2 separate regions of the Homo sapiens genome follow, and region 2 is linked to region 1. The links are chromatin loops, found by intact Hi-C in ENCODE. Cell type or tissue: thyroid gland. All regions are shown on one strand. Links, peaks and the distances in the headings refer to the core of each region. The heading gives the core; the rest is flanking DNA.

The links. Peaks named below come from ENCODE experiments on the same cell type or tissue, not always from the same donor. Only the 100,000 strongest peaks of a DNase experiment are listed, where the experiment ranks them.
Region 2: it touches region 1 in a loop (4-fold over the local background); 20 of 110 quality-filtered maps call a loop at or near these places.

Annotation. Positions count from the first base shown.
Region 1 is chr11:70,807,442-70,823,243 of GRCh38, forward strand. SHANK2 (SH3 and multiple ankyrin repeat domains 2) reads right to left here. Exons shown (of 26, transcript NM_012309.5): 12 at 12,923-13,241. Among named protein-coding and RNA genes, the nearest start is that of SHANK2-AS3, 47 kb to the right of the region's middle. In thyroid gland, for the core only: a CTCF peak has its summit at 7,604 (motif pointing right); DNase peaks (open chromatin) are centred at 4,680 and 7,610; H3K27ac peaks cover 369 bases.
Region 2 is chr11:71,073,669-71,089,470 of GRCh38, forward strand. It overlaps SHANK2 (SH3 and multiple ankyrin repeat domains 2), which reads right to left. Exons shown (of 26, transcript NM_012309.5): 9 at 1,491-1,607. Among named protein-coding and RNA genes, the nearest start is that of SHANK2, 170 kb to the right of the region's middle. In thyroid gland, for the core only: a CTCF peak has its summit at 6,747 (motif pointing left); a DNase peak (open chromatin) is centred at 6,753.

The sequences.
Region 1 (15,802 bases), core at 3,669-11,668:
CACCGTTCACAGCAGCCCAAGGGTCCCTCCACAGAATGGAGAGACACAGGGTGGTCCAAACATACAATGGAACGCTGTTTAGCCTCCATCAGGAATTAAACTCTGGGCCAGGCGTGGTGGGATCACATCTGTAATCCCAGCACTTTGGGAGGCTGAGGTGGGCAGACCACCTGAGATCACGAGTTCGGGACCAGCACGGCCAACATGGTGAAACCTCGTTGGTACTAAAAATTCAAAAAATAGCAGGGTGTGGTGGTGAGCACCTGTAATCCGGGCTACTGGAGAGGCTGAGGCAGGAGAATTGCTTAAACCTGGGAGGCGGAGGTTGCGGTGAGCCAAGACTGCACCATTGCACTCCAGCCTGGGTGACAGAGTGAGACTCTGTCTCCAAAAAAAAAAAGTAAACTGTGACACAGGCTACACCATGGGTGAACCTTGGGGACACTGCTCAGTGAGATACACCAGACACAAAAGAACACAGACTGTGTGATCCCAGCCATGCGAGGGCCCGAGAGCAGTCAGATTCATGGACACAGAAAGTAGAATGGCGGGTGCCGGGGGCTGGTGGAGAGAATGGGGAGTGAGGGTTCAATGGGGACAGAGTTTTGGTTTCACAAGATGAGAAGGTTCTGGAGATGGATGGTGGTGATGGCTGCACAGCACTCGAATGTATTCCACTGAACGCCACTGAACTGTGCACTTCAAAATGGTTCTAAGGTGATAAATTTGATGTTACACCTATTTCTCCACTATTTTACTTCATTTTATTTATTTATTTGAGACAAAGTCTCCCTCTGTCACCCACGCGGGACTGCAGTGGCATGATCTCGGCTCACTGCAACCTCTGCCTCCCAGGTTCAAGCGATTCTCCTGCCTCAGCCTCCTGAGTACCTGGGATTACAGGTGCCCGCCACCATGCCTGGCTACTTTTTGTATTTTTAGTAGAGATGCGGTTTCACCATGTTCACCAGGATGGTCTCAAAGTTCTGGCCTCAAATGATCCACCTGCCTCGGCCTCCCAAAGTGCTGAAGTTACAGGTGTGAGACACCGCACCTGGCCTATTTTGCCACTATTTTAAAAAAGACTAGCCTGGGCAACATGATGAAACCCTATTTCTACAAAAAAAAAAAAAAAAAAAAAAAATTGGCCAGGCATGGTGCTGTGCATTTGTGGTTCTCGCTCCTTGGGAGGCTCAGGTGGGAGGATTGCTTGTGGCCAGGAGGTCGCGGCTGCAGTGAGCCATGATTGTGCCACTGCACTCCAGCCTGGGTGACAGAGTGAGATCCTGTCTCAAAAAAACAAAAACAAACAAATCCCAAAGAGACTCAGGTGGAGACAGAAATCCAGGAAGGCCATGGGTGTCCGACACTTCATCCACCTCACTGTGAGCGTCAGTCACACTGGACGAGGAAGCACCCAGGGCCTTCCATCAAAATGGGTCACGACCTCGGTTCTCCCAGTGCAGTTCCCAGCGGCCCCAGCGAACCACGCTAGAGGAACTCATATCCGTTCTTGCTGTATGTCATTGATTTTGCACAGAGCTATGTTTTCAACCTGACTTCTACACCCGACAGTAAGACACACCTTAACAGGGCCCAGAGACAGGACACGCAACACAAAGTACTCTGAGATGCACCTACACAGTGCCAGGACGGGCGTCCTTAGAAACAAACGCATCTACACGGAGGAAGTTGGCCAGAAATTCAGGACGGCCCTCCCGGGCACATGCTCAGAAAGACAGGGAAAGTGTCCACCTGCGGCTGGCATCCTCCAACAGGGCGCCTGGCTGCAGGGAAGCGAGTGGTCTCTGACCATGGTTCCCCTCCCAAACTTTAGGTGCTGTGGCCTCTGAGGCGATGGAGGCAGCATCAGTCTTTCTATGAGGACAGGGAGGAAGGGCCCATGCACACAGGGACCCATGCAAAACAGGCTTGCAGGGAAAGTTCTAGAAGCGGATGTGACTACCCTCTTTTGGCATTTAACATAAGCCTCCCCCTGATCACCTGCCTTCACTACTGTAATCACCCGACTCATGTGTCCCTGATAATTGCCTTATAGTTTGCTCTGTGCTTGTATAAAGTTACAGAAGGGCAATGGGGCTGTATTTAGTTCTGATTCTTACTCCTTCTCTCAGCATTAGGATGGTGAGATCTGGCCATGGGGACCTTACCCATGTCAACGTGTTTGAGGAGCCAGGGCTCCATGTACTCCGATTACTCTGTAGGGAGCAGATTGGGCCTGAATACTCAGTCTGTCTGCCTGACTCCAAATCTCAGATTTGTCCTGAAACCATGGGGAGCAGAGACAGGGCAGGACAGTGGCCTCTTCTGGAACAGGTGGGCGTCTTGGATGCTTACCTGGGCTCTGAGGACATTGAGAGATGGGGGAGGCTGCAAGCAGCTAGGACTTCCCTGTCCCCTGTCCCTAGGGATGCCATTCCTCCCCCAAGTCACAGCCACAAATGTGGCAGTCACAGACTCCTGGGGGCACAGGTGTCTCTGAGCTGTCACTGCCATGCAGCCTGGGCACAATATGGAGCCCACCGGGCACGGTGTGGCACAGCAGTGCATCGATGTGCACAGCCAGGAGAATTCCAAAGGACCACTGTTCCCCATCGATGGACATCATCTATCCCCAAACACCCCAGGAGTTCCTGGAGCAGGAACTCCTGCAAAAGCTAGGTTTGGTGGCCTCCTCTTGTCCAAAGGCATAGCTCAGTGAGCCACCAGGGAGCAGAGGGAAAGGACACTGGGCACTTCCTGCTCTGCAAGGGGAGCTGATGAACGCAACAGCAGCGCTGGGCCAGGCCCCCACCTGAGAGGCTTCCCTGCCAGCCTGCCCAGCCATCTGCACGTGTACCAGCACTCAGACACATTCAACTCAGCCTGACTCAGGCAGGGCTGGACTGGCACAGGACCGAGAGCTGGGAGGGGTGGGAGCCTGTACCGCAGGCACTGAGCGTCTCACGGCTGTCTCCTCTCTGGCTCCCAGGCCAGCAGGGATGCGGGGAGGAGAATCCCGGCAACCAAGGGACTCCAAGGAGAATACAGCACCCCAGGGTCAGAATCCCTCCTCTCCTTGAACTTCCCTTAATGCACCTGCCCACATCTGCCCCGAGTGATGAAGCCAGCAAGGCTGGCGGCCATCATGGGCTCTGTGGACGGCCTGAACCTCCCGTCACTCCCAGGCTGACCTGCCCCAGCTGTGTGACCTTCAGTGAGTCACTTTACCTCTCTGAGCCTTAATTTTCTTATTTGTAAAATAGGTGGTAGAGGGTGGGGGTAGGGCGAATCCCCACCACCTGTGGTTGCTGGGAGACTAATGAGAAAATGCAGATGAGAAGCTCAGTTCCCAGCCCCGCTGCAGCTCCGAGGGCAGTCACTGTCTCTGCATTGACCATTATCCAGGCTGGACCGGCAGCAGCCAGAACACAGGGCTATGCCGACATCATCTCAACCCCCTCTCCTGGCCGGTGATGCGACATGGGCGATTGGAGGAGCTGGATGCATTAGGCCCCATCAGGACTGAAGGTTAGTCCTAGTGATGAGGTCACAGGTGGCCCCAGTGTCCCCTGGGCTGCATGGATGCTCTTCAGCAGGTGGAGTGGCTGCAGGTCAGGTCAGCCCAGCCCCATGATCAGTCCCCAAGCACCCGGATAGGTTGACTCCAGGGGGAGCAAGGTGAGGCTTGTGGGCTTCCTCCCGAGGGGAAAGGGTGGGTCAAAGTCTAGAGGAAAAATCAGATGAACAAGGCTGACAGTAGCTGGGGCAGGGCAGAGGGTGAGCCACAGAGCAGGAGTCACAGGGTCTGTTCACAACTGTTATGTGTCTGACACAGCAGCTGCTTAAGTCCAGAACTTAGGAACCAAATGAGGAGTGCGTCTTCTCAGGATTTCCACACCCAAAGAGCTCCTGCAAGGAACCCCACGGCCCCACTGTGCATCCTCAACAGCAGCCGGCAAGGGACACTGAGCCTGCCCTGCTTGAGAAGTCAGTTAACTTCATCAGAATTAATCCATCCACTCATCTCTTCTTTGTTATCCATCCAGGCCTCCTTGCCCAAATACCTGTTCTTCCATCCATCCACCCACCCACTCATCCACCCACTATCCATCATCGATCCATCCATCCATCCATCTACCCATCCATCCACCCATCCATCCACTCATCATCTACCTATCCATCATCCATCCACTCATCCATCCATCCATCCATCCATCATCTATTCATCCATCCATTCATCCAACATCCATCTACCCATCCATCCACCATTCATTTATCCATCCATCTACCCATCCATTCATCCATCATCTATCCATCCACCATCCAGCCATCCATCCATCATGTATTCATCATCCATCATCCATCTACCCATCCATCCACCATTCATTCATCCATGCATCTACCCATCCACCCATCCATCTTATCATTTTTCTGAACATCTATTCACTCATCTACCCAAAGTTCAGAAAGATCTTGCCTGAAGCCCAGCTGAACACTTACTATCCATCATTGGACAAGTTAGCTACCTCTCAAAGCCTCAACCTCCCCATCAAAAAAGCGGATGATCAGGAGTAACTGTGATAACGCACTCTGCCAGGTGTTATGCAAACATCAGCACCTTCACACTGCCCTGCTGCAGCTGCAAAGTCAGTAACAAAGTGCCTGTCTCACCTCACTGGTCCAGCTGGCACCAGAGTGCGTGTCACTTGACAGAGAAGTCAAAGTGAACACAGCTCCAACCTTGAAGCTCTGTTTCTTGATTCTCTTTGCAGGAATCAGTTCCCTAACCCATCAACCCCAGAGCCTGGGGAACCTTTATCTAAAAACAGGAAAGCCTTATTTCTTCTAGACCAGAGTGGTGTACACGGTTGCAGGCAGTGATTACCGGGCAGTGACATACGGTTCCAGCCAAATGCTCACATGTCTTCTTATTCACTGTTAATTTGAACCTCAAAAAGTCCCACAAAGGCAGAAGGTGAAAACTTTTGTCCCCATTTTACAGGTGAGAAAATGGAGGCTCCATAAATGGTGACTTGGGTATGGAAATACAGAGCTGGTCCTCACATCCTAGCTCGGGGTTCCCTGCTCTGTCTGGTGACAGAATGAGGTGAACAAGATCTCACCTGCTACAAGGTGTCTTATCCTTGTGATGTCTCATTTGATGAACTACATCCTCCTGCCAGGTCCCACTCTTCCCACAGCAGCCATAGTCAGCAGCAGAAGCCAGACCTCTGCAGCCCAGGGAGAAGGGCTGCCCCGCTCAGGAGACATGGCACCCGGGCCACGCTGGGGGTCCCTCCTGCTGTCCTGCCTGCACAGTGAGGACTGGTCTGAAGTTCCTGCATCCCAAACTGTCCATGTTTTCCTTATGTTCTGGCCAAGAACAGCCAGGAGGGATTCTAACCAACTTGTTTTGGTATAAGGGCCAAATCACTGAATTCTTAAAATGAAAAAATTGGTAATCTTCTCGGTGGGGTGACTTGGATCAGTGAGTTGGGCCATTTCCCAGCCAGCCTGGGTGAACAGGAACTGGCCGACATACTGACCTTTCTCCATTCATTCATTCACCAGTCAGTTACACATTCATTCATTCATCCAGCAAGTACTCTGCGGGTGGGCTGTGAGCCCATCGCCATGTGGGTCTGCAGACCCCCGTGAATGGTAGACACGGATGCAGGCCTCAGGGAGCTGACGGTCAACTGGGCAGAAGCACAGGTCAGCAGATGCATTTCCGCCCATCTGAGGGGTCAGCACAGAGAACAGGGCCAGGACTTGAGGTCAGGGTTAGAGTCCACAGGGCCTACCCACAAAAGGCTACAAGAGGGGACAGCTGGGTAGTGCAGAGAGAAGGGCAAGGGCACGGGAAAGGCTCTGCAGGGATGTTCGGGGAGAAATGGATGCCACACGGCGCAGTGGTGCCAGTGAACGAGCACCAGCTCACCCTGGATGCAGCCTCAAGGCTGGACCGGAGCAGACAGAAGGTGGAGGTGGGGAGCCCCATTGAGGGCCCCTGTGGCCATCCCAGGGGAGCTAGGGGAGCCCCTGATGTGTAGAATTGTGAGAAAGTTGGAGGTTTCAAGAGGCACAATCACCCAGGCCTGGGACCTACTCAAGGTGGGTAGGTGGGTGTGTCTTCCAGGTTACGGCTCACGCAGAAGATGGCAGTAGGGGAATAGAGAAAGCTGTCAGCTCAGGTCTCTGGCACAGAGGGCAGCACAGCAAACGCAGGAGTTCCCAAGCCCTTAGCGTCTGTCAAATGTTACTAAATGCTATTGGCTGACAGTTGTTTTAAAGTTGAAGGCTCAGGTCCTGTGTCATCTCCTGTCTGGTCAATATCACCTCCCTCCCTGGCTTCCCAGGACTGTGAAAGTCAGCCCGCACCCAAGCCCTGTGCGTCTCGGGCCTGAGGGCTTCACGCTGCCTCTGTGATTCTGGTGACGGCATCTCTGAGGATGCACGACAGGGACTTAGGATTATTCACAATGTCTCACCTTGCTGGCTGCAATGACTGCTTCAGGGACGGACACAGGACACCGGCTACCCCTCCATCTGGCCCCGGCTGTCTGCCAGACTAACCCTGGGCACAGGTGAAAGTCAGGCTGGGCATGGTGGCTCACCCCTGTAATCCCAGCACTTTGGCAGGCTGAGGCAGCTGGATCACCTGACATCAGGAGTTGGAGACCAGCCTGGCCAACATGGCGCAACCCCATCTCTACTAAAAATACAAAACTTAGCTGAGTATGGTGGAGCATGCCTATAAGCCCAGCTACCTGGGAAGCTGAGGCAGGAGAATCGCTTGAACCTGGGAGGTGGAGGTTTCAGTGAGTCAAGATCGTGACACTGCACTCCAGCCTGGGTGACAAGAGTGAGACTCTGTCTCAAAAAAAAAAAAAAGAAAGTCAGGGCCACCGGGAGAGCTCCCAATTCCACACCTCACCCCTACTCTGCCAGCAGGGCCCAGCCACCCCCACTTTCTAGGTCAGGATGATGGGGCACAGGAGGGCAAGCAGGAGCCGCAGTCCTGGCACTGACTTGAAGCCCCTCTGCGGGCCCCACTCCAGCAGTGTCCCTGGGCGGCCAAGGCCCCTTCTGCCCATTTCATCCGCCTGAAACCCTGAACGCAGCTGCACCTCAGTTCCCATGCCAGTTTCAGGAAAACAGAGGCCACTGGGCCAAAGACGGGCTTCCCAGAGCCCCACTGGGTCCTGCCGGGGTCCAGCCCCTGCCTGTGTGGCCAGGTGGGTGCCGCTCTTTCATGCGTGCAATGGACGACGCATGGACAGGGCGGCAGCATTCATCTCCACCAACTGAACTCAAAAGCATGAGTCCTTCTTTCCTGCTGAGCTGACCCCACCCAAGCAACGTTCTTGAAGGAGAGGGTGGCCAGGACATTCCCTGGTGGGTGAGGCCAGGGCAGCCCTTGGGACTGGCTGCCACTTTGTAGAAATACATCCAGAGTTGTTCTGAACCCGGGAAGGCCAACCAGCCCCTTGGCAGCTGGGAGAGACCCAGAAGGAACAGGGATGCCCCCACCCCACACACTCCCAGAGCAGGGACTCAGGTGTCTCAGGAATGTTCTCAGGACAGTGGTCCAGCAGTGCCAGTGGACGCCACCAGAGGGCGCCCCCAGGGGCGGAGCTGGCTGAGCCTCACACCTGAGGGAGCAGAGGTGTGCAGGTGCACTGGCTCCTACCCTCCCGGACCAGCACCTTTAGGAGGATGGGAGAAGAAACACACACACACACACACACACACACACACACACACACACACACACACACACACACACACACGAAAATGAGAAGGAGGAGGCACAGGGAGGAAGGAAGAACACAGGCCAAGGGACAGGTGGACAGGTAGGCAGGAGAGACTGTGGGGGAGGATGGGGGCAGGGACAAGTGTGGGGCGTGTTCCTCTCTCTGTCTCAGAGGGACAGCCCTGCCACAGGCTCTGGCTCACCTGGGAGGGGCTTGTGCAGTGATGGGCAGCGAGGGACCCTGTGGTGTCTCCACTAACAGCCCTCACCTCCCAGCGGACACTCACCATCCACAGATCGGCCCCCTCACACCCCTTGCAGCCCCCTTCCTGTTACACCATCACTGCAACACCAGCTCCCAGGCTGGGCCCGGTGAGCTCCTTGGGGCGCTCGCCATTGTGCAAGCTGGCTCAGGGCAGCTTCGAACCAGGGTTGGCACCTCCATGCAGGAAGCAGACCCTGCCTACAGCTCTGAGCCCAGGCCAGGAGGCACTGGGTTGCTTGGTGCCAGCAGGAGTCCCGGTGGGGGCCCTGGGGAGGCTGGGAGGCCTCCCTGAACCCCATCAAGGCTGCACTTGAGGGTGTGACCTGAGGCTGGTTCTGACCACACTGCCACGCCCACTGCAGTCCTGGCCAAGGTTTCTGGGGCTTTGGGTCAGCGTTTAGGCAAATAGGTCTGGCCCAAGAGGGGTGCTGAGCATGTGCAGAGGGACAGGGGACCTGGCCAGTCGCCTCCCTGCCCAGGACAGTCGGCCTCCTCCTACCTGGCCATCTCTGCTTCCCCTGCTTCTTAGCCCACACAGGCCTCTGCCACCGGGACAATAACACCTGATACCCTGTGCTCCCTGCCCCATGGCAGCCAGCGGGGTCTTTCTACACTGTCCACAATAAGGATGAAGATGAAGACGACCCTAAGAGTGGCCGACGTTTCTGCAGAACCGAAGACTGTCTATGAGCAGCTGTGGATGTCAGTGCAGGCCAGGTGCTGAAAGCCACTTAATCCACCCAGCACACTCGGGAGGGGGTGAAAGTCATCAGCCCCACTTTACACAGGAGAAAACAGAGGCACAGAACCAGCAAGTGACTTGCCCAAGGTCAGCTGGCGGGTGGGTAGAGCCAGGTAGCCCTGGCGGTCAGCACTGCTTGGGGGATGTTCAGCACCGGTTGCTCAGCATGGGCTGATGGGCAGCTGCTCCACCCTTCAGACAGGAGGAAGTGGGGAGGGCTTTCCCCTCCACGGCAGGGAGAGCACGCTGTCACTTATGCTTCTGATGGTAACCAGAAAGAGCTCTGGGTCACCCAGGGCCCCCAGAGGCTGGGAGCTAGCAGCCTCCCTGAAAGTGGCCCGTTAGTGCCACATGGCCAGGGCCCGTTGCCCTAGGAAAGAGCTGGTTTTTCAGGAATAGTAAGGCAGGCGCACAAGGCATGGGGCTGAGCTTTGAGCTTCGAGGATGAACAAGGAGCAGAGGGGCTCAGCCACCTCCTGGAGCCTCCAAAAGGCCCTGGGTTGGGTTGCACAGTCCTGTGATCCACCATCCAGCATCACCAGGGCTGGCCGAATGAGCGTTTCCCTATCTCAATAAAGGCCACTTCCACAATGGGGCCTCGGTCCACAGCCAGGAAGCAGACAGCTCTAGCCAGGCCCCCCTCCCCTGGCTGTACCTTGTTTGCAGGACATTCAGACCAAGTGTGCTCAGGGCACCAGCCTTTGCACCCCGGCTATGTCACCTGAATGTCCCTGCGCCCAGCATGGGCCTGGGTAACTGCTCCATAAGCAAACAATGTGCAGTGAACTGGCTCCCTTCTGTGCCTCTCACCGTGCAAAGACACTTCTGCCCCCCGAATGCATATGGCCCTATGCAGGGACAGAACACAACAGTGGCACCTGCATGCCCCACCCTCATCCCAGGGGACCTCAAAAAGATGCCTGGAGAAGCATGCCTGCCTCCAACTCTCCATCCCACCTGGTCGCCTCGAAGGCAAATGCTCACCACTGCTGTCCCATAGGAGGGGACGTCAGTGCCACTGGCAGGTCCTAGTTAGGACACGGGTCTTAAGGGAAGGACCTCTCAGCTCATCAGTGCCCATCCAGAGGGTTCCTCCTACAGCACAGCTATTGCTACCATTGAGGATGCTGAATCCTGGACAGATGGATATGGACAGGGAGGCTGTGAAGGGGTGGGGAAAGGGAAGATGGAACAAGGCCAAGAAAGAAGGGACTGACGGGTCAGGGCCACCAGGTAAGAGCAGTGCCCCTCGACTTGGGACAGGCAGTGGCCCACAGTTAGGGGGACTGGCTGTCCTGATTTTAGCACTGAAAGTCCCACATCACAGGCAAACCTGAATGGTTGGTCACTCTACCAACGGTTCTAGGTGACAAAGGGGACAGTCTTGGCCGAGCTCTGGGTCTTGGGTTGGACATGGACCTGGGCTCTAAGAACCAATGTGGAATGCGCACTGGCTGGACAAGGTGCTGTGGGAGGCGGCCACCCTGAACGCCTTCAGCTGATCTTGAGAAAAACCTGAAGTTGGTCTTTCTGGGACCCTTTTTTGAGATGGAGTCTCGCTCTGTCACTCAGGCCGGAGTGCAGTGGTGCCATCTCAGCTCACTGCAACCTCCGCCTCCCAGGTTAGAGCGATTCTCCTGTCTCAGTCTCCTGAGTAGCTGGGATTACAGGCATGCGCCACCACATTCAACTAATTTTTGTATTTTTAGTAGAGATGGGGTTTCACCATGTTAGCCAGGCTGGTCTCAAACTCCTGACCTCAAGTGATCTGCCTGCCTTGGTCTCCCAAAGTGCTAGGATTACAGGTGTGAGCTACCGCACCTGGTCCCTTGTTTTATAATTGACAAAGATTAGGCAGATTGGGTTTTACCTGCCCAAGGTTATGCAGCTATACAATGGTACAGTACAGAAGCGTGTATGCAGGAGGCCAGGCAATGAGCATTTGAGGCAGGCTGGCCACCATGATGACCACACACACACACATACACAATGATTCTCTCTCTAACATGCACGCGCATGTCTACACACCAGCATGCACACAGGCAAATGCACACAGACCAAAAAAACACAAAAATGCATGCACATACATACACAGGCATACACAAACACATACACACATGCACACACACATGTGCATTCTGTCCCCCGTTCCTCACACATGAACAGGGAAACAGGGATGGTCAGACCGCAGCTGCAATACACCCGGCTGCTTCTCTCTTTCCCGAGCCACATCTAGCACATCTAGTCTGCAGCCAGCTCAAGTCCCTGGCCACGCTGCCTTTGCTGTCTTATTAGATTTTGTACTGGGTGAAGGGGACACACTCTTTTTAAAACTGTAGTCAGAAGTCTTGCTAAGTGTGTGAAGTGGAATTGGCTGCCTCGGGGGAGCCCTTTAATTTAGCTTCCCATTGTTCTCAGCACCTGGGACTCCTCCCTTGGGGTCCTTCCAAGCAGGAATCTAGACCAGAAGCAGCTGGACCTCCTTGTTTGGCTCTGGTGGGAAGCGTCTGTGGGCTAAAGGCCAAAGCGTTGAGAGGACGTGGGGTCTGCCAGCTCTAAGAGGATCAGGCCTCGACCCTGTCTAGGGGCCGGGAGAAGTGGGCTCTCACCGGCATGTTCTCCCCACAAACTCCTTGGCTGTGGCCCCAAAGCCTGGGCTGCTGGTCATAGTCAGGGTGATCAGCCCCTCCTGGGACCACGTGAGGCACTGACCCTCCTCAAACTCACACGGAGCTTGCCAGGTGGAGCCCCTGGGGGCAGGGGTGGTGGCGGTCTTCCTCCCTGACATCCCTGACCTTAGCTGGCAACAGAGCATGACCCAGGCCTGCAAGACTCCCCGCAGCCAGGCTCTGGACCCCGAGTGGCTTTGAGGCCAGGGAGGAAACAGGAAGCATGTAGGATGGGGGCGAGGGTCAGGGGCCTCAGCACTGAATGCCGACATCACCAAAAACATGGCAACGGCCGGGGAAGCACGGGTCCAAGGCCCAAATCTGAGGGAGTGCCAAGTCACCAGATGCCAGAGCCAGGGGCCTGTGCCGAGTCCTGCCCTTGCTACGTTCTGGCTGTGTGACCTCGGGCTCCTCATAGAGGCGTCTGCAGCAAAGAAGCCAGCACAGTGAACTCCTGGAGCAGCTGTACCCATGAGAATGTGGAGGCATCGGTGGCAACGGCCACTGCCCCTGCAGGTGCAGCTTTCGTGGCTGGAACCGACACCAACCCTAGCACCTGGGGCCCCGACAATGAGCTGATCCCTGGGAAGTCTCTTCCTCGACTGAAAATTCTGGGAGGTGGCGTGAGAAAGGCAGAGACCTGCTTGGGAGTTGGAGCTCTGAGTGCAAATCCAGCTCCCCTGGCTGCTTGGGAGGCAGGAGGGTGGGGAGAGACCCAGACCTGGAGTTGGACGCCGAATGGGGTGCTGGGCAGGAGACCACAGGCAGTTCCCAAAGTCTGCCCTATGCTGCCCATGTCCTTGTCTAGGAAATGGAACGAGGCACAGGCTCCTGTCACCTGGGGCTGCTTCAGAGACTGACAGACATGCCCTCTGTGCTCCTGCCATGCTGGACCCAGGCCTGCAAGTGCTCCCCTGAGGGTTAGCGCTACCTGAGACCATCCCTGCAGCTGCTGAGACAGCCAGACGCCAGAGCCCTGAGCCGGCCTCTCCGGCCCCCAGCATTCTCCTCTGGGCTGGGTTTCTCCCTGCCACCCACGTGTGCACCCTCAATTTGGATAAGGTGTGTTTGCAGGCTTGCAAACATGGCCCTCGGGAGGGCACACACCCCTGACCAGGCTTGCAGCCCTGCCTCTCTCCCTCTTGACATTTCACTTAGGACCAAGAAGTCAGTACACAAGGAAAGGAAACAGGACCCGAGAGGCCAGCAGTATCCCCAGTCCACCCCAGGATGCTCAGCTCAGCCTGCACACCTGCCCCGAGCTTTCATCGTGTGCCTCCATGAGGCTCGGGAAGGTGACCCCAGCCCCCCAAGGGGAGACCGTGCCAGCAGGGACAGTGAGCAAAACTCAGGCATGAAAGTTTCCTCAACATCTGGGTTGGAATAAAATGGGCTTCCTGCTCAACTTCTGGGCCACCCCAAGTTGGAGGAGCTGGGACCCCCAGCACGTGGCGGTCTTCCTTCCCTTGGCGTCTGCCACTCCTTACCCGACATGCCAGAGAGGCTGCGGCCTCTTGCCGTCCTCGCCTGCGCCGCCCAGCCTGTTGAGCGATGGGGACCGGCTGCGGGGCCCGGGCACGTAGCTCCCAATGGTCTTCGCGGCCCCCTCGGGCTTGCTGGGCATCTGCTGCAGCAGCTGGGGTGACAGGCTGCGGTGCGAGGTGGCCGTGGAGCAGACGGCCCAGTCGGGAGCGCTGGCATTGAGGTTGTTGTCACTGTTGGAGCGCAGCAGGACCCGGGGGGCGGCCAGCGTGTTGGGGGGCCGCCGCCGGCGGTTGGAGTACGCCGGGGCCTCTCGGAAGGGCACTGGGGAGAAGGACATGGAGAGAGGCCGGTGAGTGCATCTGTGTCGTGGTCAGCTGGGTGGGGACCCTAGGGAGGTGCAGGCCTGCGTGCGTCCAAGCCCCCATGCGAGCCCAGCAGAGGGGAGCTGTGAGTTCTGGGCCGAGACCCCAGCTGGACTCCACCAGGCCCAGAACTCACCCCTGACATGGAAGCAGAGAGACAGGCTGGGGACGGAGAACATCTCCACGGCACGGAGCTCAAGCCAGTACTTCGCATGGAAGGGACGTGGGGTCTGAGCTTCCATCTGGCCTGGGAGACGTCCGGCTGGCTTGGGCATGTGTAAGGACGGGCCACCCCATCACACAAAGCAGAGAGGGCACTGAGCTGCCTGCCGCAAGATGCCTCCTCCCCACAACCTAAGTTGAGCCTCTGGGGTGGGCTGAACTGTGTCCCCCAAGTTCGTGTGTTGACGTCCTAAACCCCAGTTTTCAAAATGTGCCAATATTTGCAGGTAAGGTCTTTACAGAGATCATCTGGGTGGAGGGCCATTAGTGGGGGCCCTGATCCCATAGGATTGGGGTCCTTATAAGAAGAGGCGATGAGGACACAGACACACACACAGGGATGACCCCGTGAGGACACAGGGAGAAGGTGGCACCTGCAAGCCATCAAGAGAGGCCTCAGGAGGAACCAGCCCTGCGATGCCCTGATCTCAGACTTGTAGTCCCCAGGACTGGGAGGTGTAAATATCTGGTTGTTTTGTTGTTGTTGTTGTTGTTTTTGAGACAGGGTTTCGCCCTGTCACCCAGGCTACAGTGCAGTGGCACGACCTCGGCTCACTGCAGCCTCCGCCTCCCAGGCTCAAACAATTCTCCTGCCTCAGGCTCCCAAGTAGCTGGGATTACAGGTGCCCGCCACCACGCCTGCTAATTTTTGTATTTTTAGTAGAGATGAGGTTTCACCATGTTGGCCAGGCTGGTCTCGAACTCCCGATCTTGTGATCCGCCTGCCTCAGCCACCCAAAGTACTGAGATTACAGGCATGAGCCACCGTGCCCGGCCAATATCTGGAGTTTAAGCCACCTGTCTGTGGCGCTCTGCCACGCCTGAGCCAACCATACAGTCTCCGAGTCCACTGGCTGGATGATTCAATCTCAGTCCTCACTAAGAAGGTGCCTTCCTCCCTCCCATCAAGTGGGGACTGTGTGAGGAAGCAGGGGCTGGGCACCCCTTATCTGGCATCCTACAAAGCTCTAGACAGGGCCAGGCCCTCACTCTCCTCACTCAATGAGACCAGGGGCTCAGAATGACAGCAACAGCCCCTGGGAGCTTTGAGGGGTGGCAGCCACGCCGCAGCTGCCTTGGTTTACCCAGAGCTCCAGAGCCTAAGACAGCGAGTGCCCTTTCCAAGAAAGAAGACCTCCTGAAAGGCAGCCCTCCAAGCTCCGCAGGAAACAGCAGAAACCACCATCACTGGGGGGCCAAAGGCACGGGCTTCTCCCCGGCCCGTGATAATCGTGCCTGCAGCAGCTTTTCACTGGCTACAGGATTCAGCCCTTAGGCTGAAGCCACGCTTGGCTCCGAAGTTTCCACTGCACAGGACCAGGGCTACCATCTGACAAACTGCAAGGCAAGAGAAAACACGTGTCCTCCCTGGGATTGGGTCTGGGGGAACCTTCATGCCTCAGAGGAGAAGAACGTCACAAGTAGTTTAGGACACAGGTGGCAGTGACGAAGCTCTTGGGGACATGGATGGTGCTGGCAGAACTCAAGGGGGATAGAGGTGGTGCTGGCAGAGGTCACAGGGACAAAGATGGCACTGGCAGAGTTCATAGGGGACAGAGGTGGAGTTGGCAGAGTTCATGAGGGACAGAGGTGGCGCTGGAAGAGTTCACGGGGGACAGAGGTGGCGCTGGCAGAGTTCACGGGGGACAGAGGTGGCACTGGCAGAGTTCACGGGGGACAGAGGTGGCACTGGCAGAGCTCATGGGGGACAGAGGTGGCGTTGGCAGAGCCCATGGGGGACAGAGGTGGCGCTGGCAGAGGTCATGGGGGACAGAGGTGGCGCTGGCAGAGGTCATGGGGGACAGAGGTGGCGCTGGCAGAGGTCATGGGGGACAGAGGTGGCGCTGGCAGAGCTCATAGGGGACAGAGGTGGCGCTGGCAGAGCTCATGGGGGTCAGAGGTGGCGTTGGCAGAGGTCACGGGGGGCAGAGGTGGCACTGGCAGAGGTCACGGGGGACAGAGGTGGCACTGGCAGAGGTCACGGGGGACAGAGGTGGCACTGGCAGAGGTCACGGGGGACAGAGGTGGCGCTGGCAGAGCCCATGGGGGACAGAGGTGATGTTGGCAGAGTTCATGGGGGACAGGTGGCGTTGGCAGAGCCCACGGGGGACAGAGGTGGCGCTGGCAGAGCTCACGGGGGACAGAGGTGGCGCTGGCAGAGCTCACGGGGGACAGAGGTGGCGCTGGCAGAGCTCACGGGGGACAGAGGTGGCGCTGGCAGAGCTCACGGGGGACAGAGGTGGCGCTGGCAGAGCTCACGGGGGACAGAGGTGGCGCTGGCAGAGTTCACGGGGGACA
Region 2 (15,802 bases), core at 3,554-11,553, 270 kb after region 1:
GTTGCCCAGGCTAGTCTCAAACTAGATCAAGTAATCCACTCCTCCCTCGGCCTCCCAAAGCACTGGGATTACAGGTATGAGCTGCTGCACCTGGCTGGAAGGCCTGCTTTTTTCATGTGATGGTGCCACGCATGCCTGGTGGGGGTACCAGAACTATCCTGGGGCTTTGTCCGCCACGTCCTTCCCCATCTCATGACTCTGATCTGCCCCTCTCCATGTTCCATATAGAGACCTGCTGACGGGGTAGATGGCTGACTCCAGAACTGAACAGAGTTTGCATCCCAGCTACAGAGGGTGGACAAGAGAGCCCGGCTCCTCACGCATCTTATGGAGCATGGACAGCATGGAGGCGTGGCACTGACCAGACCTGAGTCTTGAGCCCAGTTCTGGCACCAGCTGTGGGAGTGGGATGCTCGCCTTGCTTTCCTGGGGCTCTGTTTCCTCCCTTCTACAACAGGGTAACAGTTCCCACTGAGGCAGCAGGTGAGGATGACCTGAGATGCCCCCTGCAAGGCCTTCCCGGTGCCCCCCAGGGTCAGGGCTGGCTGGGGTGCGTGCCACTGCAGCGTGTGAGAAACAAACTTACCCGTTTAAACCCAAAGAATGGACTTAGAGACCCGGAGAACAGCGAAAGTGAGACTCTTAATGATGGTTTTGCAAATCAGGTGTCTGATGGGCAGGCACACCCAGCATGGTTTCAACAAGCAATTTATCCCCCAGTACACAGGTCCCTCCCCCAGCTCCTCAAAGGCTGAGTACTGTGGGTTACAATTTTTCTGGACGTTGCCTATTGGTTGTTGGGTTGGGGCTTTACGTGTTTTTTTAAGGATTGTTTTGCTGTGTTTTGCTGCAGTCCACAATGTGTTGCAATTTTAATTAACTTAGGGGCTTTTTAAGTATTTGACTTATGACCCAAGTAGCTGGGCAGGCTGATAAGAACAGACAATGCGAGCTATTTTGCAAGCTAGCAAAGTTTCATCTTAGACTAAACTTTTTTGGTTTGGGTGAGGGCCACTAAGGGGCAGGGGCTGACAAGCAGGCATTGGCTAATTAAGCAGGGGCTTAGTATATTTTGTTTCTTTTGTAGTTTGCTGACCTAAGCCAATTTTTTTTTTTTTTTTTTTTTTTTGAGACGGAGTCTCGCTCTGTAGCCCAGGCTGGAGTGCAGTGGCACGGTCTCGGCTCACTGCAAGCTCCGCCTCCTGGGTTCACGCCATTCTCCTGCCTCAGCTTCCCGAGTAGCTGGGACTACAGGTGCCTGCCACCATGCCCGGCTAATTTTTTGTATTTTTAGTAGAGACAGGGTTTCACCATGTTAGCAGGATGGTCTCGATCTCCTGACCTCGTGATCCGCCCGCCTCAGCCTCCCAAAGTGCTGGGATTACAGGCATGAGCCACCGCGCCCGGCTGACGTAAGCCAATTTAAGGCACTTTGTTTTGGAAATGGACCACTGTATACATTATTTCCTTTAAATGCGCTCAGCACTCACCTGGTTGTAGAGGGCGCAGATGTGCAAGGCCGTGTTCCCCGAGGCATTCTGGGCACTCATGTCTGCCCCGTAGAACAGCAGGTGCTCCAGGTGCTGCACGTGCCCGTACCTGCAGGCCTGAAACACAGAACCCAGGCTGTGAATCAGGAACCCTCCGCCACGACAGCCGCATGCACACACAAAGTACACCAGCCACTCGGCTGCTCCACCAGAACCCCAAGGCAGGGCAGGGCCTGTGCAGACCCCAACCACCCACCCACCATCTGGGCAAGCGCTCTAAAGACATCAGCATGCACCACCAGACCCCTGGCTGTGGATCAGGGAGAAAGACCTTCATGGTGGGATTGGGGACTGGTGCTCAGTTGTGAGACAGAGGGTCTGGGAAGGGGCCCCAAAGTCCCTTCCATCCTGATCCCGGGGCCTAGAGCCCAGAGGTGCAGGATGTCTTTCTCCCATCCTCAGTGCCCAGCTCCACAAGATGCAAACCAGAAGGCTCAGACCCGGCTTCAGTTACCCAAGCTCCCCCTTCCAAGGGGGCAGCACAAAATGGCCAGGAGAGGCCTTCACAGCCCTGCACTGCATCCACAGGAGTGAGCCCTGTCCTTCGACGTGCGACGGACGGCCCCACGACTGCTTTAATGCAGTCCAGCTCCTAAGTAAGTTGCAGGACGCAGGGGTAGGGCAGACCCATACTATGATAACTCCTCTCTGAGAACTGCAACATGTGTGACTTGTGAACCGTCAGGGCCCAGGGGTCAAACAGACCCAGTCCTGAACCATTTATCAGAACTTTCGCCTGAGTACCTATGTGCACCCTCATCTGTAGGCAGAAACAACCCTTAACCCTCACAGGGTTCAGATGAGAATCACGTGGGACAAAGAACACCACAGGGCCTCACACGAGGCTGGGCACTGAGTCAGCACTTGGTGAGTCAGTGATGCCCCTCCCCACCCAAGCTCACAGGGGCCAGGGAGGTCCCCGCACAGGTGATGAGGGCCCCTCTGTCCAGCCACACACTGCTCGACATGGTGGCCACAACCTTGGACCTGGAGAAAAGTCGGTCCTGACCTAACACATCTCAATCCCAGGGTCGGGAGGGAAAGAGGTGAGCCCCACCAAGGGCAGGCAGCCTAGGGGTGTTGAGAGCAGTAGGCGCCATGGTAGCCCAGGAAGGGGTTCTCATGAATCCTGCTCTACTGCTAATTGAGACAGATAGAGGTGAATTTCACCTTCTCAGGGTCCACGAGAAAGAGCTACACCTCAGCAATTAACAGTGAGGAAAGATGACAGGGAAGATATTGAAACTATTAATTGGATGAGCTATAAAAACAAAACAAAACAAAAAAAAAACAAACAAAAACAAAAAACGAAAAACAAAAAAAAAAACCACACACACACACGAGAAATTTCCATTTACCATTGCTGTGTCTCCCACAAATCTCATTAATTTATAAAGTAGATCCCTGTTGCAGGTTTCCTTGCTGTCACCTGCCCGGCCCCCATGGCCCCTTCTTCTGGGAACTCCACCTGCGTTTGCCTTTGGGGGCTACCCCAGCTCCACTCTCAGAGGTCCAGGGAAGGCCTCCCCACCCTGCTCCTGCAGAGGCACAGGACATAGGCAGGAGCCATCAGGTTCCAACTCCCCAGGCACAGTAAGGGACGCCCAGCTGACCTTAGAGAAGCTACCAAGTCCCAAGCTAGAACATTCATCACAACTACTGGGGAAAAAGTTCTTTCCTTCTTCCAGAGTGGGGAGCAGAAAAGTGACAGAGCCTGGGAGCTGCTGGGACCCTCAACACAGAAGGGATGTGTGACAGGGGCAGGGAGAGGAAGAAAGGAAAGGAAAGAAAGAGAGAAAGAGAGGAGACAGGAAGAGACATGCACAAAGCCAAGATGACACTGTCTGAGCCCCTCTAAGCTGCAACTGACCCTGGAATTTCCGGGACATAACAATGAGGCATAACTCCCTCCCCTCACCCAGTCGTTTGCATTGGGATTTGTGTTCCTTGAACTGAAGGATCCCTGGCTATTTGGCACTCCCCAAAGGACTTCTGGGAGGCAACACTTTGTTAAAGCTTAATTTAATTGCTCTGTGGTCAATAAAGACAACTAATGTTAGCATAAAAACACTGAACAATTAATCCACACTCATTATTCCCCTTCCCCCGGTTAATCTGAATTTATGAGCTTGTAAGTTCCATCAGTCAGATGGCACCAGAGCACTCTTCCCTTGCAAGGGCAAAATAGGCTCAATGGGAAGAGATGAAACGGAACCGCTGACTCCGGGTGGATGTCTCGTAGGCGTGTTCCCAAGAGCATGCTTCCATTTTCCACTTTTCCCACATCCATTGTTTTATAACACACAAACCCGGGAAATACAGAAAAGGGCTGAACAAAAACCAAAAGTCACCCAGAATCCCACAGTCTTAGCACTAGCAGTAATTTTTTTTTTTTAAGTGTCATTTCGGCTAGTCTCTTCTTTCTGTTTTAACCCCTGGTGGTTGAGGCACGGAGCTCACACCTGCTGAGGAAGATGCAGCTGCCATGCAGGGGGGTGAGGGGGATCCAAGCCAGGTGGTGGGCAGAAGGGTCCACAGACGGCTGCACGCAGGGCTCTGCACACACAAGGACACTCAGGAAAGGGAATGGGAGCTGGGCTCTCACTGTCAAGGAAGTTACAAATACAGTACAGGAGAAAACTAGAATATGCCTTGTGGTGTTGGCTTGGAATGGGAGTATCAGTAGAAACTCACGGTTCCTAATATAGAGACTAATAAAAATGAAAATGTGGATGCCTGTGTGTCTACCCATCCCTAACTCTGCCTACTGAGAGGGTGCAGGACCAGCAACAGCCCAGCAGCCATCAGCACCCCAAGCACCTGCACCTTGGCTTCTAAATACCACTCCACACTAAAAAGAATCAGGCTCCTTGGAGAAGCAGCTGATTCCTGAGGCAAGGAAAGAGCAAGGTGAGCTTGAAATATCTTGTTGTGCCAGAAATAAAGGAAATGGTAAAAAAAAAAAAAAAATCAATGGGGCTGTGTCCCAAGGACACAGGAGCCATCCTGAAGGGACACCCACTGGCTAAAACTGGGATAATAATAACAGATTATTACCTCCTGAATAAAGAGAACTCTGCAAGTCTGCCTTGTTGTAAATATATGAATAAATAAACAAGAAGAGAAAGCTTTTCTTTACAACAGCAAGCCAACTAATAATGTAGAAGCAATGGTAGGATTAAAAAAAAATCTCCATTTAGCAACCATAATAGCATTAATTCTGGCAAGAAAGGCCAATGGATGCCAAAACTGTCAGGTGAAAGGGGTATGAGAAAACAGATTTTTGCATAGCCTCAAAGATCACCAAACAAGATCTATTAATTACAAAGGAGCAAAGTAAGGCAGGAGGTGGGACTCAGGAAGCGGGACTCAGACACCGGACCAAACTGAGGACTAGCTAAAACAGGGCGGGGCAGAAGCAGCTTTCCATAAGACACGCCCATCAGTGTGCCACATCAGTTTACTGTTGCCATGGCAACACCCAGAAGTTACCACCCCTTTCCCTGGCAATGGCCTGACGACTCAGAAGTTACCACCCTTTTCCTAGCAATTCCTGCAGAACCTGCCCCATAATTTGCATGTAATTAAAAGTGGGTATAAATGTGAGTGCAGCCCGGCCTCTGAGCTGCTGCTTTGGGTACACTGCCTCTGGGGCAGCCCTGCTCTGCAAGGAGCAGTCTCTGCTGCTGTTCACAGCTGCTTCAATAAAGGTTTTGCCAACATCACCATCCTGCCCTTGAATTCTTTCCTGGGTGGAGCCAAGAGCCCTCCTGGGCTAAGCCCCCATTTTTGGGCTCACCTGCCCTGCATCAAAAGAGGAGAAACCCAACAGACCCCACCTGACTAGGTGGTCGGTGTGACCTCCACAATGAGTACCAGGCGAATGGTCCCCATGTATCCCCGTGAAGGTGTGATGCTGACAGCACAGCATCCTTTCTAAGGCATTCCTGCCAAATGCATATGCTGGATCCCATCACGAGCAAACACTGAGCAAACCCAACAAAATGACCGCCCCAAAATCTTCAAAACAGTCACAGCCATAGGAATTAAGGGAAGCCCGAGGGAGTCTCCCAGATGGAAAGGCTCCAGGCAGGTCCCAGGCTGGATCCTCTTCTATCAGGGATGTTACTGGGACACCGTCACCACTCAAATGTGCTCTCCGCGTGGAGGGCATATGGGAGTTCCTTGTACTATTCTTGCAACTATTCTATAAGCTGGAAATGGAAACAGTAATTTACAATTTTAAAAAGAAAGTTAATAGGCCAGGTGTGGTGGCTCATGCCTGTAATCCCAGCACTTTGGGAGGCCGAGGCGGGCGGATCACGAGGTCAGGAGATCGAGACCATCCTGGCTAACACAGTGAAACCCCGTCTCTACTAAAAATACAAAAAATTAGCCGGGTGTGGTGGCGGGTGCCTGTAGTCCCAGCTACTTGGGAGGCTGAGGCGGGAGAATGGCGTGAACCCGGGAGGCGGAGCTTGCAGTGAGCCAAGATCACGCCACTGCACTCCAGCCTGGGAGACAGAGTGAGACTCCGAGAAAAGAGAGAAAGAAAGAGAGAGTAAGAAAGAGAGAGAAGAGAGAGAGAGAAAGAAAAAGAGAAAGGGAAAGGGAAAGGGAGGGGAAGGAAGGGGAGGGGAAGGGAGGGGAGGGGAAGGGAGGGGAGGGGAGGGGAAGGAAGGGGAGGGGAGGGGAAGGAAGGGGAGGGAAGGAGAGGAGAGGGAAGTGGGGAAGGAGGGAAAGAAGGAAAGAAAGAACGAACTCGCTTGACACAAAGATACTGAAAGCTACCAAAGTGTTAAAAGAAGGAATTCATCCTCCCACAAGAGAAGCAACACTAACCTCCTTTTCTTATTTTGAAAAGGGTGTCTGGTCTCTGGCTGTTGAGACAGCTGAGAGGGTGATAGGAGGGTGGAGAGTAATGGGATGAAAGGCAAAACACTGCCCTTGACACCTGCACCCCGTACCCACTCTCCTGAGGTGCTTTTTGGAAAATGCATGTGTGGGAGGCTCCACCCATGTCTGCTGCCTCTGAATCTCCTGCTGAGGCCTGGGCAGGGGCACCTGGAGATGGCTCCCCTCGAGACTGTTTGCCCCAGCGATGCCTAGCGTCCCACCCGCCCTGTGCAACCACAAGACTTGGTGTGAATTAGAAAAAAGGGTGCTCCTTCCTTCAAGCCATTTAACGCCACCTGCTGGACACTGGTGATACATCTACAGGACCTAAAACTATGGCAAGAGGAACGGCGCCACCTGGGGTTGTGCAATGCCCAGCACAGCAACCAGAGCAGCGGGGAGGTCACTGCACTGCAGGGGAGCAGCACAGGTCGGCTGAGACGAACCCCCTATCACTTCTGCTTGGCTCTGTGCCCCAAACAAAATTGTTCCCAACCACACTTAGGCATTTCTCCCAAAACATATGCCTTGTGACATGAGGTAGAGACACCACAGCCCACACAACAAAGAGTCACATCATTTCGGCTCTCACTGGGTCAGGAAGTGGGCTGCCCGTCAGTAGAGAAACAACGTCTCGTCCAAACACAAGCAAATCCCCCTCGCATGGCCTGAGCCACCAGCTGCTCCGTGGCCCCGCATACCACGGTTTTCAAAGGCTGGCTGTGGTCTTCCTGCTGGCCCAGTAGTCAAGGAGGCCAATGCACCTGAATGAATGCAGGAACACGGGCAGCGGACGGGCTGTGATGCAAACCAGAAAGTGGCTAGTTCAGTTTTGTTGGTGTTGCGGGCTGAATTGCATCCCTGCAGCATTCATGCGTTGGAGTCCCCACCCCCAGTACCTCCGCATGGGGCTGTATGTGAAGAGGGTCTTTCGAGAGGTGATTAAGTTAAAATGAGGCCATTAGGGGGCCCCTAATCCCATCTGGCCTGGCTGGTATCCTTATAAGAAGAGGAGCTGGGGACACAGACACACAGAGGGACGACCCTGTGAAGATGCAGAGAAAAGGCGGTGTCTGCAAGCCAAGGAGAGAGGACTCAGGAGGAACCAGCCCTGCGACGCCTTCGTTTGGGACTCCAGCCTCCAGAACTGTGAGATAATGAATGTCTATTGTTTGAGGAACTTTGCAGTGGCAGCCCTATGCAGCAAACACAATCACTTTGGGTCTACTAATGTGTGCTGTTCAGCCTGAAATGATCACAGACAAAAGACATCATGCTATAATTCCAAAAGGAGAGATGACTGGCATTCCCACATAAAGCTGCGGCCCTTGCCCACCTTCCCCATGGAGCCCATCACTCTCATAACATGATTTTTGGAAAGATGAGGTCTCTTAAAGATGTCACCTATGTCAGGAGGGCAGGATAGAGGACCTGCCAAAGTGCAGAGGGTGGGGTGCTGGTCTCGGGGTCTTCACCCATCCCCTCTCCTGTTCCCCGCATGTCCCTGAAGAGTCAGGGCTGACTGGGAAGGCAGGTACTCAAGGGTCCTCATTCCCTCTGGAGGCTCAGAGAGAGAGGATGCCTCTCTTCCTTCTCCAAACAGAACCTTGCCAGGCCAGAGGGGCTCAGAATATGGAACTGACCTCCCAGGTCAATTCAGAGCTGATCCCCTGAAAGCACAGCTCACTGTTGCGGCTCCAGACACGGGGGCCACAGAGGCTCGGCCGCTCGTGCCCAGGGGCAGACCCTGAGCCCCAGGTCCAGAGTGACACGGGGAAGGGCTCCCGTGCTCTGGTCCTGCCACCTGGCAGGGACCCCACACTCTCACACCCTGGAGGTGCTCATCTGGAAAGGTGCAGTACCTGCCAGCACCCACGTCCCACAGTGAGGCTCGGTCCCAGTTCCAAGGCTGCCAAGCACATGCCAGCACAAAGGGCCAGAACCCTGTTCACAATGTCCCCCCGGAGCCAATGCATGCCAGCTGCCCAGATCTGAGGGTCACCTGCCAGCACCACAGCCTGGTTCCAACACTGCTCCCACGTCCCCTGGCCAGAATGAGCCACTCCTGGCTGGCACTGTGGAGCTCCTGGGCTCTCCACCTGGCTGCTGTTCACGCTGGCCCTTCCTGTGCTACCTGGCATTGTGCTTACCGTGACCAAGCCCAGGCTTGGACACCGCGGTCACTGCGGTGCCTGAACAGTGGTCATCTCAGTGCCTAGGCAATGGTCATCTTGGGGCCTGGACACAGCAATCACCTCGATACCTAGATGGACAGTGATCGCCTCAGCACCTGGACACGGTGGGTACCACAGTACACTAGAAAAACCTCAATCTGAAGGAAGACCACAACCCATGTGGCTCCATCCCATTCTAAATGCTAACTTTCCAGTCAAGCATTGACTCCCATCTCTACCAGGCAGCTCACGCTGGGCTGTACACAGTCCCACCCTGGCAGGAAGGTAACCAGAAAGCTTGGACCCAGAACGACATAACGTGGGGCTCCAGCAAAGAACCTCCCACAGGCCTGGGAGGATCAGGGGCCTGTCCCCTCGCCGTGGGGCCCAGAGAGGCTCAAGAGCTGAGGGCATCCGGCCAGGGATGGGCAGGGGGCAGCCTGGAGCAGGAGGAGAGGAGAAGTCACTGTGGCCCGAAACTATTTCTTTAAGGCGGACACTCTTCATTTAAATGCGATAAATAACAAATAGCAGCCAGTAACAACATTCAGACTGATGTCACACCCATTGCACAATGGGAGCAAAATCAAACGAGGGGCTGGGAGCAGGTGTGGTAGGCACTCTCTGAATACAACGGATTGTTTCTTAACGCCCGCCCCCCCCCCAACCCTTCTGAAACAGGTTCTCACTCTGGTTGCCCAGGCTGGAGTACAGTGGCATAATCTTGGCTCACTGCAGCCTCCACCTCCAGGCTCAGGGGGTCCTCCCACCTCAGCCTCCAAAGTAGCTGGGATTACAGGAATGTGCCACCATGCCCTAATTTTTGTATTTTTGGTAGAGACAAGTTTTGCCATGTTGGCTGGGCTGGTTTTGAACTTCTAGGCTCAAGTGATCTGCCTGCCTCAGCCTCCCAAACTGCTGGGACTATAGTGTGAGCCCCTGTGCCCAGCCTAATGTATTATTTACTTCTAATGATGACGTCAGACGTGGCCACATGATGATGACAATGATGACAATGAGGATGATGATGGGGGGACAGATGATGACAATAATGATAGGGACATTTATTAAGCACCTGGTCTATGCCGGGCACTGCAGAAAATGCCTCACGTAAATTCTGTCATAGCTGTCTCCAGAGCTCTACAAACTGTTACTCAGCCAACCTGAGAGATTAGCACACAAGCTCAGAGAGGGTGGGGCACTTGCTCAGGTGAGCCAGCGAGCGATGAGGTGGGTTTGCAACCCCAGGCTGCATAACACCCAGGCCAGAATATGGCCAACAGACAGCATGAGGAGAGTCCCTCATCCCGAAGATACTGAGTCAAACTCAGAGAGGGAGGGAGAGAGCCAGGCTTTGCCCCAAGGAAGGTACCGGGGTTCAGCACATGGAAACGCAGGGTCTGGATCCCTCACCAAGCGGCATCCTCTCCAGGACCACACCCCCTGTGGCCAGGGCCAGCGTGCTGTGAAGTTGCACGGTGGATGTAAAAGTCTTTAGCAATTAAAAATACAGAATGAATACCCCCAAATCTGACCCCTGATGTCCTTGGGTTGTGGGAATGCATTGGGGTGTTTCTTAACTTGCTTCTTTATACTTCTTTGTATTTTCCAAGATTTCCATGATGCATGGGTAATTTTTTGGTAATCAAAAACAAAACAAAACAGGGTAATTTGAATAACAACTTTTTTTTGGGGGGGGGAGACAGAGTCTTGCTCTGTCTCCCAGGCTGGAGTGCAGTGGCGCAGTCTCAGCTCGCTGCAAGCTCTGCCTCCTGGGTTCATGCCATTCTCCTGCCTCAGCCTCCCGAGTAGCTGGGTCTACAGGCACCAGCCATCACTTGCTGCTAATTTTTTTTGTATTTTTAGTAGAGATGGGGTTTCACCGTGTTAGCCAGGATGGTCTCGATCTCCTGACCTCGTGATCTGCCCGCCTTGGTCTCCCAAAGTGCTGCGATTACAGGCATAAGCCACCGCACCCGGCCCGAATAACAACTTTTAAGATAATTTGCAGACAGCCTGAGCTCAAATGGGGCTCTTCTAACATCAGCCTGTGGGGATGGGGCATATCCCCACTGTGTGAAGTGGAGGGTGGATCTGAAATGTGTCCTTAGGCCATGTGCACCTGGCCTGAGACAATGATGGGAAAGCAGCGGCCTGGGGAACCCTGGAGTACACCTGCAGCATCTGTGAGCAGGCCTGGCTGTGGCCGCGCAGGCTCTCCCACACGATGAACGCCCAGAACCCTGGGACAGGGCTGTCCATTCTCCAGGTGCTAGAACAGAGACACAGACTTTAAATGCAAAGCCCATCAGCCTGAGAGCTCGGAGGTGCTTCTCCCGAGAGGGCAGAGCCAGGCACAGCCCAGTGAGGTCCAGGAAAACCCACCTGCCCCTGTAATTTCTTCTGCCACAAATGTGCTGTGAGTGGTTTGGATGTGAGAACCCTACAGGCAGCATAGAGAACCAGGCTTCTGGTAAGAGACAGGCCAGGAGTGAATCCAGCTCAGCCAACTGCTTGCTCCGTGGCCTTGGGCAAGTTACCTGCCCTCTCTGGGCCTGTGAACTCATATGGGAAACAGCAATGAGAAGTAACCAGCTCTGAGGATATAGAATCATAGTGCAATTAAAGCAGCTCAGGACAATGAATGCCCCCAAATTGCTACGGGTCCTATACACATTTGACCATTTTTACAAAGACAAGCCTCTGTCATGTGCCTGGGTTTGCTACGGGTCCTATACACATTTGACCATTTTTACAAAGACAAGCCTCTGTCATGTGCCTGGAAGGGTTTGTTCATTAAAGGAAATCTGAAATTAAATGTTCCTCTTCCAGGAGCACTCCTGTTTTAATGATATCAGTGACAGCTCTCAAAATCAGTAGACTTTAGGCTAGGCATGGTGGCTCACTCCTGTAATCCCAGCACTTTGGGAGGTTGAGGAGGGCAGATCACTTGAGGTCAGGAGTTCGAGACAAGCCTAGCCAACATGTTGAAACCCTGTCTCTACTAAAAATACAAAATTAGCTGGGCGTGGTGGCACACGCCTCTAATCCCAGGTACTTGGGAGGCTGAGGCAAGAGAATTGCTTGAACTCAGGAGGCGGAGGTTGCAATCAGCCAAGATTGCCCCACTTCACCCCAGCCTGGGCAACAGAGCAAGACTCCATCTTAAATATATATATATATATAATATATATGTTATATAATATATAATATATATGTTATATTATATATGCTATATATTATATTATATAAAATATATAACATATTATATTATATAAAATATATATTATATAATATATTATATAATATATATATTAAATATATATTATATTATATATTATAATATATATAATATATTATGTTATATATTATATTATATATGTTATATATATAATATAATATATAACATATTATATGTTATATATATTATATTATATAAAATATAATATATTATATAATATATTATGTTATATAATATATATTATATTTATATTATATAATATATGATACAACATAATATATTATGTTATATTATATAATAATATTATACAACAATAATATATATTGTTATTTTAATATATTATATATTTATATAACCTTAATATATATATTAATTATATATTAATATAACATAATAAATTGTTATATATTAATATGTTATATATATTATGTTATATATTATATATATTATGTTATATATTATATTATGTTATATATTATTATATATAACATATTATATGTTATATATATTATATAATATGTTATATAATATATTATATAATATATTATGTTATATAATATATTAAATTATATAATATATTATGTTATATAATATATTAAATTATATAATATATTATGTTATATAATATATTAAATTATATAATATATTATGTTATATAATATATTAAATTATATAATATATTATGTTATATAATATATTAAATTATATAATATATTATGTTATATATGTTATATATTATATATGTTATATTATATATGTTATATAAGATGTTATATAAGATATAGTATATGTTATATTATATATGTTATATAAGATATAGTATATGTTATATTATATATGATATACATTTATAATATATGATATATGATATATTATTTATAATATATAATACATATTATATATTTATAATTTATATATTATATTATATATAATTATGTAATATATAATTTGTTATATAATTATGTAATACATAATTTATTATATATAATATATAATATAAATATATATAAATATATTATATATAATAATATATATATCATTAGACTTGGAGTTAAGCAGATGATTCTCCATAATATTGAGTGGGCCCCATCCAATCAGTTGAAGGCCTTAAGACTGAGGTCCCCTGAGAAGGATGAGATCCTGCTAGAGATGGACTTGAGACCCGCACTGTGGCATTTACCGGGCCACTTGGCAGGGTAAATGTGAGCACTTATGAGGATGATCTGGGAGGCAGGCGGCACTGTCCGCTGCTCCTGCAGGCCCGTGCAGGGCACCCGCACCCATCCCTTATCTGCTCCGTCCCTTATCATCTGATAGGCACAAGGGCCCTGCAGATGAATGAGAGGAGGCTCGCGAAGGCAAAGTTGCTTCACATTATCACTGAGAATCTTTAGCAGGGGAGAAAATGGCTTTCCGGGCCTTTCATGAACAGGCAGCAGACCACCAGAGGGCAGTGAACGCACCTGGCTGGCTTTCCAAACCCTGCTCCACATTTTCTAAGCTGAGGTGGGAGCAGGTGCACTGCCCCAGAGCTCAAGCCTCCAAGGTACCAGTGCAGCTGCACAGGCTCAGGCCCCGGGACCAAGGTGGCCGGGTGGCTCTGGGACAGCCAGGCTCTGAATGCAAAGCGCAGGGCCTCAGGGACAGAACCTGGCCCTTTGCAGGCCAGGAGTCACAGCTGAGAGCTGCAGTGAGTGACTGATGGTCAGGGCTCCTGCCAGCCTCCACCGTTACCTCCATCCCAGGGCCAGCTGGAGAGATGGGCCCGGAGACATTTGCCTGGTTGGGAGAGAGGGCAGGAAAAAGGAAAAAGGAGGGGTGTGGGAGGGGAAAGGACGGAGCTCCAGGAATCCCCAAAGTTGAGACACAGGGGCTATTCTGGCAAAAGGGCTGGCGGCTGGATTCAGGACTCTGTGAACTACTCCACGTTTAAGGAGGTTTTAGCCTGCATCACACCTTCAGAGCTCAACAGGAAAACAGCAATGCAACCAGAGCACTGTGATGTCTAAAGGGAAGACATGTCTGGAAAACACAAATTCAAGCAGGCATTCTCACAGAGAACAAGCGAGCTTCGGGTCCCATACGCATTTAGCTGGTTTTGTTGTTGTTGTTGTTGTTGTTGTAGTTTTGCTCTTATTGTCCAGGCTGAAGTGCAGTGGCGCAATATCGGCTCACTATAACCTCTGCCTGCTGGGTTCAAGCGATTTGCACGCCTCAGCCGCTCAAGTAGCTGGAATTACAGGCGTGGTACCTCCACACTTGGCTAATTTTTGTATTTTTAGTAAGACAGGGTTTCACCATGTTGGCCAGGCTGGTCTCGAACTGCTGGCCTCAGGTGATCCACCTGCCTCAGCCTCCCAAAGTGCTGGGATTACAGGCGTGAGCCACCGCACCTGGCTGCATTTGACTATTTTTACAAAGAGACGCCTCTGTCCTGTGCCTGGAGGACTCATTCACTAAAGGAAACCTGAATTTAAACCTTCCTCTTCCTTGGGCGCTCCTGTCTTCATGAAGTCAGTGACTGCTCTCAAAACCAGTAGACTAAATTGATGATTCTCCATAATGTGGGTGGGCCCCATCCAATCAGTTGGAGGCCTCAAGAGAAAAAAGACTGAGGTCCCCTGAGGAGGAAGAGATTCTGCCAGAGACAAACAGGATCCCCGCAGCGGCATCAACTCTTCCTGGGTCTCCAGCCTGCCCTGCAGATTTTGGACTTGCAGCTCCACCACTGCATGAGCCAATTCTTCAAAATACTATTTTAAAAAATTCTGTATCTGTACACACACACACATGCATGCATGTGCACACCCTATTGGTTCTGTTTTTCTGGAGAACTCATCACACCTGAACACACAAACAACATTGAGTGGTTTCTATGGTGTCATCCAGCGACATCAAATGACAGTTCTGTTCACGTGAATCACCGACTTTGAGTTGACTGAGAACAAGACTCATTATCCATTTGGCCAGGCGGGAGGGACGTCCCCAACGTCCATGTCTCTTAGAGACTCACAACTCAGCCTTGTCCCCTGGGGGCCGGCAGCTGTTCGGTGGAGACCCTGTGAGACTCGAGAAAGATGTGGGTGTTCAGGGTTCCATGACTCCCGCCCCTCGCCCAGCCATGTTTGCTGGTAGAAATGTCTCGTGGGTGACTGCACCACCCCACCAGGGGCCTCCCCTCATCCTGAACTTGACCTTGTGGGTGACTGCACCACCCCACCAGGGGCCGCCCCTCATCCTGAACTTGACCTTGTGGGTGACTGCACCACCCCACCAGGGGCTGCCCCTCGTCCTGAACTTGACCTTGTGGGTGACTGCACCACCCCACCAGAGGCCTCCCCTCGTCCTGAACTTGACCTTGTGGGTGACTGCACCACCCCACCAGAGGCCTCCCCTCGTCCTGAACTTGACCTTGTGGGTGACTGCACCACCCCACCAGGGGCCTCCCCTCATCCTGAACTTGACCTTGTGGGTGACTGCACCACCCCACCAGGGGCCGCCCCTCGTCCTGAACTTGACCTTGACCTCAAATCAGCCTAGTGAGTTTTAAAAACCAAGCTCATTAGCGCTTTGGCAGTCCCAAGAACTGCCCTTTTCCAAGCAGGTCACCTTGGAAGCTTGGGACAGCTCCCAACACAGCTGAGATTCTCCTTCGGGAGCTGCCTCTTCCACATCCTCAACAGGAGCCGAAGCTCACGCCATGCAGACGGGCTTGGCCTCAAAAACACCAGCACAGAGCTGACAGCCAAGCGCAGCAAGGAGAGGAGACGGGCAGAGGAACGGGGCCATGTCTCAGGGCGTGAGCGTCTGCATGGCCACTGCATGAGCACCAGTGCCCAGAAATACAGAACACTGTCAGGCCTGCTCAGAAGCATGTCCACGCACATGTGGACCTGTATGTACATGCGTGCGTGCGAGTGTGTGTGTGTGTGTAATTTATG